Linked DNA regions of Homo sapiens: region 2 is linked to region 1. A link is a contact called in ENCODE Hi-C or POLR2A ChIA-PET data. All regions are on one chromosome and are shown on one strand. Each heading gives the region's core, a stretch centred on a gene start or an enhancer-like site at or near the end of the contact. The rest is flanking DNA. Distances are from core to core; before and after follow the strand shown.

What was found. Hi-C counts contacts between places; a loop is a spot of excess contacts on that map. ChIA-PET counts read pairs that join two places held with the same protein, here RNA polymerase II (POLR2A). Pooled maps may share reads with other maps.
Region 2: a pooled map shows a loop between it and region 1 (7-fold over the local background). The contact joins the enhancer-like site here to the promoter of SAFB2 in region 1. A Hi-C loop is called at or near these places in 8 of 50 pooled maps. POLR2A ChIA-PET finds 5 or more read pairs at or near these places in 4 of 52 experiments (CD8-positive, alpha-beta memory T cell, HEK293, K562 and 1 more).

Annotation. Positions count from the first base shown.
Region 1 is chr19:5,620,874-5,624,795 of GRCh38, reverse strand. SAFB2 (scaffold attachment factor B2) reads left to right here and starts at 2,020. Exons shown (of 21, transcript NM_014649.3): 1 at 2,020-2,266; 2 at 3,400-3,487. The coding sequence starts at 2,081. SAFB (scaffold attachment factor B) reads right to left here and starts at 1,713. Exons shown (of 21, transcript NM_001201338.2): 1 at 1,402-1,713. The coding sequence starts at 1,590. RefSeq lists enhancers at 551-1,282, 1,283-2,015, 1,936-2,275, 2,749-3,481 and silencers at 1,256-1,305, 2,276-2,395, 3,400-3,620.
Region 2 is chr19:4,813,289-4,817,210 of GRCh38, reverse strand. It overlaps TICAM1 (TIR domain containing adaptor molecule 1), which reads left to right. Exons shown (of 2, transcript NM_182919.4): 2 at 1-1,279. The coding sequence ends at 972. Among named protein-coding and RNA genes, the nearest start is that of TICAM1, 16 kb to the left of the region's middle. RefSeq lists enhancers at 1,229-1,358, 3,493-3,922. Within about 2 kb of position 1,789, at least 13 of the 41 ENCODE cell types and tissues checked have a DNase peak (open chromatin) inside an H3K27ac peak, as active enhancers do.

The DNA.
Region 1 (3,922 bases), core at 771-3,270:
AAAAGAAACACAAGCTTGAGCTTTTAAAAGGCCCATGTGACTCTGGCCGAGACAACTATCCACCCTTGAGCCCAGGGTTTCTCATCAGGAAAAAAAAAAAAAAAAAAATCCCTACTTCTTCTCATCACCAATTAATAATAAAGCCCTGTGATCTCCGTAGTTCCGGAGTCAGGATGGTGGGATGTGTCAACAGCCCCACTGCCTGCAGGGGCTGGGGGGTGGGCGGCCAGGCGGAGCAACTACAGGGGAGAGGTCCCAGAGTAGCCAGGTGGAAAAAAGGCAGAGAAAAAAAGCTACAGGAATAAGGAAACCGCAGGTGGCTAACCTTTACTTGCCTCTCTGCTTTTCCTAGGGATCCCTTTGAATCCCCCAAGGGAGGCGTTAGAGCCCCCGATCTGCAAATGAGGACTCGTGGTGGCACAGAGAGGAAAAGCGAATCGTGATGGCAACCACACACCGAGTGTTTACATGCGCCAGGCAGCACGCCAAGCCTGCTCCACGCAAACTTATTTAATCCCCAAATCAAAGTCCTATTGCTTTTTTGCTTCTTACAGGAGAAAAAAAAAAAAAAAGAATAGAAAAGAGGACTCAGAAGGGGTTCAAGGTCTCCTATGCCCAAGATCAGGCCACCGAGAGCTGGCAGGGTCCCCAAGTCCAGAGAGACTGACGGAGCTGGGGGAGCCCAGGCTCTGCCCGCCTCCCGGGCAGTTCTGAGGCTGGTTTTAAAGTCCACCCGGGGTCTCCCCTCATTTCACATTTCTGATCACTACCGTCAACACCACTTTTCCTTCCTGCCACGTTACTTCACCGAGCGAGTACCGGCAAACCGTGAAAACTGGATTGTGGTGGGTTTTTTTCTATTTTTCCCTTTGAGTATGTCCTACGGGTGTTTCCTTTGTAAATCAGCCCCGATTCAGGCTGGTCGGTCCCCTGTGGGTCACAAAGCATCTTCCCTGGGGAAACCAAGCAGCCGAATCAGGAATCCCAGGGCCTGGGTTCAAATCCCGACGCTGCCCGTCCTCGGCCGTGTGACCTTGGCCGAGTCCCTTCCCCTCGCCTGGGAAGTGAGGGTTTCAGGGTCTCCCCTCCAGGTACGGAGGAGGGGACGAGACGAGGGGAGAACCCTCCTCTCAGTGGACGATGTCACCCGTCACCGTTTCTCCTGCACGCGTGCCGTTTTTGTGGTTCTCCTGGCCCCATTGCGGCGTTAGGATTTGAACCCAGGCCCAGCCGGCCAAGGAACTCTCTCCGGGGCCTCGGAGGAGCCGGGGGACGCGAGAGCGCCAGGTCCGGCGAGGCCGCGAACGCGGCCGGGGGCGGACGCCAGGGCCCGCGAGCCACCGTCGCGGCCAAGAGGACCCCAGACCCACCCTGTGCCCGCCCTCGGGGCCCCAAATCCACCTTCTTCAGCCGCTCCATCAAAACGCTCTTGTTGCCGCTCGAGTCCACATTCCGTTTCCTCAGCTCCGCCCGCAGATCGATCACTCGCAGGTCGCTGAGGCGCCGCGTCCCGGTCTCTGACGAGGCGGAGCTCAGAGCCGCCGCGCCCGCCGCTCCAGAATCACCTAGGCCTGACAGAGTCTCCGCCATTCCAGGGACCCTGGCTCCGCCGCCCACTTTCCACAGAACCGGGCCGGTTTTATCAGGCTCCTAGCACAAAATGGCGCCGCCTGCGAGGGAACCGCTCCAGTCGCCCCAGCGCGCCTCGCTTCTGCGCAGGCGCACCAAGCGTAGGTTCTAGTATCCCGGTTGCAACTGCACATGCGCAGTGAGAACAACGCGGGGATGTGCGCAGACGCGTTGCGTCTCGTCAGCCTCCCGCCGGGAACTGCCGGGACGCATGCGAGCTGCAGATTCAGCGCTTGCGCGTTGTGCCGGGGAACCCGCGGTTGGTGGACGCGCGAGCGTCCTTGCTGCTAAGTACGCTAGTGGGGGCGGTGCGCGTGCGCGTGCGCGGCCGCAAAGCGGGGCGGGAGGAAACGAGTGCGTTTTCCTCTTAGGCGGCGCCATTTTGTGTTCAGAGCCGCTATAGCTGCCGGCGGTGTGCGACTGAGTCGGTGGCGAAGACGGGAACGCGACGATGGCGGAGACTCTGCCCGGGTCGGGCGACTCGGGCCCTGGCACGGCTTCTCTCGGCCCGGGCGTTGCGGAGACTGGGACGAGGCGGCTCAGCGAGCTGCGGGTGATCGATCTGCGGGCGGAGCTGAAGAAGCGGAACCTGGACACGGGCGGCAACAAGAGCGTCCTGATGGAGCGGCTCAAGAAGGTGAGGCGGCGCGGGGCTCGGGGGTGGCGCAGGAGGCCCGGGCACGCCCCCGCCTGCACCTGTCACCGCGGCTCCCGGACCCGGGGCGCCCTGGGTTCGCCCCGCGTCTTGGCCGACCCCGGTTCGAGGTGTCGGGCACCCAGGGGGCCGGCTGTGTGACCTTGGCCCGTCACCGCTCCTCTCTGTGCCTCCCTTCCTATCCTCTTTCCACCTTTTCTCCTCAAGCGCGCTCAGCGTGCGGTCTTCTCCGCTACCAGGGTGGCCCCGGGACCCCTCCTGGGGCTCCCGATCGAGCCTTGGCTCTGTGACCTTGGGCAGGTGCCTTTCTCTCTGTGCCTCAGTTTCCTCCTCCGGAGAATGGGTGTCTGGCGGACTCCAGAGCATTTACAGGAAAGGGGGCGGTGCTTGTTCTTGCCCCAGGGCTTTGGCCTTTACGAAGCTGTCCACCCGGGTCCCCCAGATCTTCTCGTGGCCGGCCCCTTGTTGTCATTTTGGGTCTGCCTGAGACATCACCTTCCTGAGCGCCCTTCCTAATGCGCTGCCCCACCTCCTTGCCAGCTCATCCTGCGTTTGTGTCGCACCTCGCTGAAAGCAGGGGCTAAATGCAAAATATTAAGGGGTTGGGAATTGTCTGTTTCCGCAACTGGAACAAACAACTTGAGCATAGGGAGGGAGCTTGTGGGTACCCAGTCCTGGACCCGGCAGGTGGCAGGCACTGAGGGACCTGTTGAATCTCCCCAGGCTGGCTGCTGTTCCTCCTCACCAGCGGTGGCCAGCCCTTCACCGAGGCCGGGCCAAGTGCAGCCTCTCTGTTCTAATTTGTCCCATCATATAACTTTAAAGTCGAAGGTTTGGCATTGTCGAGTTGAGTTGCCATTTTGGAACTGGTCCTTGACCCCAATTCTGGAGCTCCTGCTCACAGCCTCCCTCTCCTTTGTCATTTGGACCCAGAGAGACCCAAGTTGTGCGGGGTTCCTCCTCCGCCTTTTGGGCTTGCGGCCCAGATAGCTGACCCGGAGTTGCTCTTTGCAAGGACGGGTTTGCCTTTGTTTCATGGGAGGTTGTTACTTGTAAGGAACAGTGTGTGCCCTGCAGCTCTTAATGATGTTGTAAAACTCATCTCTCCCTAATAGGCGGTTAAAGAAGAGGGGCAAGATCCTGATGAAATTGGCATCGAGTTAGAAGCCACCAGCAAGAAGTCAGCCAAGAGATGTGTTAAAGGTATTGTACATATGCTGCTTGGGGCTTGAGTGTTCAGAGAATTTAGAGAAATGGTGTGTAGTGTGCTCTTCCCGCCTTCTAGGCTGGGAGAATTTCTCTGGTACTCGGTGTCCCTCCACTAAGAGTTAGCTTTGCTCGTCACCACCTAACAGGTAGCTCTGTCAAGGGCACAGGGAGGAGGAAAGAGATGTACAGGTGCCAAGTGCAATTAAAATATACGAAAAACGTTTCAGCTTCTGCCATTGGGATTAAAAGTCAACTAGAGAAAGACAAGCTCTTAAAGCTACTTCTACGGGTCTGAGGAACCAAATGTACCTACTTGGCTTCCTTCCTGGTTCAAAAAATAGGTCTTAACCCAAAGAAAAGGACACCAACCTGAGACCGAATAGAACTCAGCTTTGCTAGGGTCCAAAGTAGATTGTTGGGGTATTTGCA
Region 2 (3,922 bases), core at 540-3,039, 810 kb after region 1:
TCGGAACAGAAATTCTATAACTTTGTGATCCTCCACGCCAGGGCAGACGAACACATCGCCCTGCGGGTTCGGGAGAAGCTGGAGGCCCTTGGCGTGCCCGACGGGGCCACCTTCTGCGAGGATTTCCAGGTGCCGGGGCGCGGGGAGCTGAGCTGCCTGCAGGACGCCATAGACCACTCAGCTTTCATCATCCTACTTCTCACCTCCAACTTCGACTGTCGCCTGAGCCTGCACCAGGTGAACCAAGCCATGATGAGCAACCTCACGCGACAGGGGTCGCCAGACTGTGTCATCCCCTTCCTGCCCCTGGAGAGCTCCCCGGCCCAGCTCAGCTCCGACACGGCCAGCCTGCTCTCCGGGCTGGTGCGGCTGGACGAACACTCCCAGATCTTCGCCAGGAAGGTGGCCAACACCTTCAAGCCCCACAGGCTTCAGGCCCGAAAGGCCATGTGGAGGAAGGAACAGGACACCCGAGCCCTGCGGGAACAGAGCCAACACCTGGACGGTGAGCGGATGCAGGCGGCGGCACTGAACGCAGCCTACTCAGCCTACCTCCAGAGCTACTTGTCCTACCAGGCACAGATGGAGCAGCTCCAGGTGGCTTTTGGGAGCCACATGTCATTTGGGACTGGGGCGCCCTATGGGGCTCGAATGCCCTTTGGGGGCCAGGTGCCCCTGGGAGCCCCGCCACCCTTTCCCACTTGGCCGGGGTGCCCGCAGCCGCCACCCCTGCACGCATGGCAGGCTGGCACCCCCCCACCGCCCTCCCCACAGCCAGCAGCCTTTCCACAGTCACTGCCCTTCCCGCAGTCCCCAGCCTTCCCTACGGCCTCACCCGCACCCCCTCAGAGCCCAGGGCTGCAACCCCTCATTATCCACCACGCACAGATGGTACAGCTGGGGCTGAACAACCACATGTGGAACCAGAGAGGGTCCCAGGCGCCCGAGGACAAGACGCAGGAGGCAGAATGACCGCGTGTCCTTGCCTGACCACCTGGGGAACACCCCTGGACCCAGGCATCGGCCAGGACCCCATAGAGCACCCCGGTCTGCCCTGTGCCCTGTGGACAGTGGAAGATGAGGTCATCTGCCACTTTCAGGACATTGTCCGGGAGCCCTTCATTTAGGACAAAACGGGCGCGATGATGCCCTGGCTTTCAGGGTGGTCAGAACTGGATACGGTGTTTACAATTCCAATCTCTCTATTTCTGGGTGAAGGGTCTTGGTGGTGGGGGTATTGCTACGGTCTTTTAATTATAATAAATATTTATTGAATGCTTCCGCAGCGCCATTGTCTTCTGGGACACCTTCTGCCTGGCTATTTGTTATAAAACACGTGGCTCCCGCTCCCGCAAAAGGGAACAGGAAGCGGGAAGTGCACGCCTCTTCTTGGAGGGCATAGACCGGCCTTTGCCCTCATCCCATTGGCCAGAATATAATCACATGGCCCTGCTCCTGCCGCAAGGAACCCTGGGAAATGTAGTCCTTTCTGAACGGCCGTGTGCCTCCCGAGTCGGGGTTCTAATACCAGGAAAGGTGGAGGGAAAAGATATTGTTGAGGGCGGGGAGGGTGCAGCCTGGGCAGCATGGTGAGACCGCGTCTCTTCAAAAATACAAAAGTTAGCTGGGCGTGGTGGTGCACGCCTGTAGTCTCAGGTACTCAGGAGGCTGAGGTGGGAGGATTGCTTGAGCCCAGGAGCCGAAGGCTGCAGTGAGCTATGAATGAATGAATGAATGAATGAATGAATGAGTGAGCGAGTGAGTGAATGAATGAATGAGTGAATGAGTGAGTGAATAAATGAACGAGTCAGTGAATGAATGAGTGAAAGAATGAACGAGTGAATGAATGAGTGAATGAATGAACGAGTGAGTGAATGAATGAGTGAATGAATGAACGAGTGAGTGAATGAATGAGTGAATGGATGAGTGAGTGAAAGGATGAGTGAATGAATGAATGAGTGAGTGAATGAATGGATGAGTGAATAAATGCATGAATTTGAATGAATGCCATTGGGGGACATTTAGCAGTTTTTGCTGCAGCCCTTCCTTTTTCTTTGGGGTCTGCCTTTGATGCCCCCACCAAGGTTGGACTCCGATGCCACTGTGTGACATTTGGCAAGTGCCTCCCCTGTCGGAGCCTCTGCTTTTTCATCTGAGAAATGGGTCTGTGGAGGCTGTTGTTTCAAGGCCTCAGCGGATCATATGCAGAACCACATATCAGGTACACCATACCTGGGTAGCAGGTGCAGCACTCATTAAGTATGGGGACCCACATGGAAGGGATTAATATTTTTCAGGGTGACAGACCTTCTAAGAATAAGAATGGAGCCAAGGTTTGTTGGACACTTAACATGTATTGATTCTGGAGTGTCTAAATACATAAACAAGACTGGGTGCTGTGGTGGCTCACATCTGTAATTAATCCCAGAACTTTGGGAGGTTGAAGTGGGAGGGTTGCTTGAGGCCAGGAATTCAAGACCAGCTTGGGCAACATAATGAAACCCCATCTCTATTTTTTTTTTTTCCTGAGATGGAGTCTGGCTCTCTCACCCAGGATGGAGTGCAGTGAAGAGAGCTCAGCTCACTGTAACCTCCACCTCTCGGGTTCAAGCTATTCTCCTGCCTCAGCCTCCCGAGTAGCTGGGATTACAGGAGCTCGCCACCACACCCGGCTAATTTTTGTATTTTTAGTAGAGATGGGGTTTCGCCATGTTGGCCACGCTGGTCTGAAACTCCTGACCTCAGGTGATCCACCTGCCTTGGGCTCCTAAAGTGCTGGGATTACAGGCGTAAGCCACCACACCCAGCCGCATCTTTCTTATTTATGTATGTATTTATTTATTTATCAACTGAATAAGACATCCAACTCTTTTTAAAAAATAAATAAATAAATAGGCCAGGCATGGTGGCTCACATCTGTTATCCCAGCACTTTTGGAGGCCAAGGCAGGCGGATCACTTGAGGTCAGGAGTTCGAGACCAGCCTGGCCAACATGATGAAACCCTGTCTCTACTAAAAATAGAAAAACCAGCTGGGCATGGGGCACACACCTGTAGTCTCAGCTACTTGTGAGGCTGAGGCAGGAGAATCGCTTGAACCTGGGAGGCGGAGATTGCAGTGAACTGAGATTGCGCCACTGCACTCCAGCCTGGGCAACAGAGCAAGACTCTGTATCAGTAAATACATACATAAATAAATAAAAATAGGCAGGGCATGGTGGCTCATGCCTGTAATCCCAGCACTTTGGGAGGCCGAGGTGGGTGGATCACCTGAGGACAGGAGTTCGAGACCAGCCTGGCCAACATGGTAAAACCCCGTCTCTACTAAAAATACAAAATTAGCTGGGTGTGGTGGTGGGTGCCTGTAATCCCAGCTACTTGGGAGGCTAAGGCAGGAGAATCGCTTGAACTCGGGAGGTGGAGGTTGCAGTGAGCCGAGATTGCACCACTGCACTCCAGCCTGGGTGACGAGAGTGAAACTCCATCTCCAAAAATAACAATAAAATAATAAAATAAAAATAAATAGGGAGGCACGGTGTTGCAGGCCCGTTGTCCTGGCGTGTAAGGAGGCGAGGCCAGACGTTTGAGATCAGCCTGGGCAACATAGGAAGGCCTCATCTATATAACAAAAAATTAAATACATAAATAAACAAACACATTTTCATCCTCAAAATGACCCCTCAAGGTAGAAGCTTCTATTATGGACCCACCTTACAGATGGGGAAAACCGAGGCCTAAAGAGATTAATTCTGACTCCAAAACTCACACAGATCAGAAACGGGGAATCACAATGGAAGGAGCTGAACTTCCAAGGGAGGAAACAAAGGAGGGTCCTCGAAGGTGAAACTGGACTCACTGAGCTGGGAAGCTGAGGAGCCCCTCCCTCCTGACAACCTGATTTGACTTTGCAGGCTCCTTCCTCC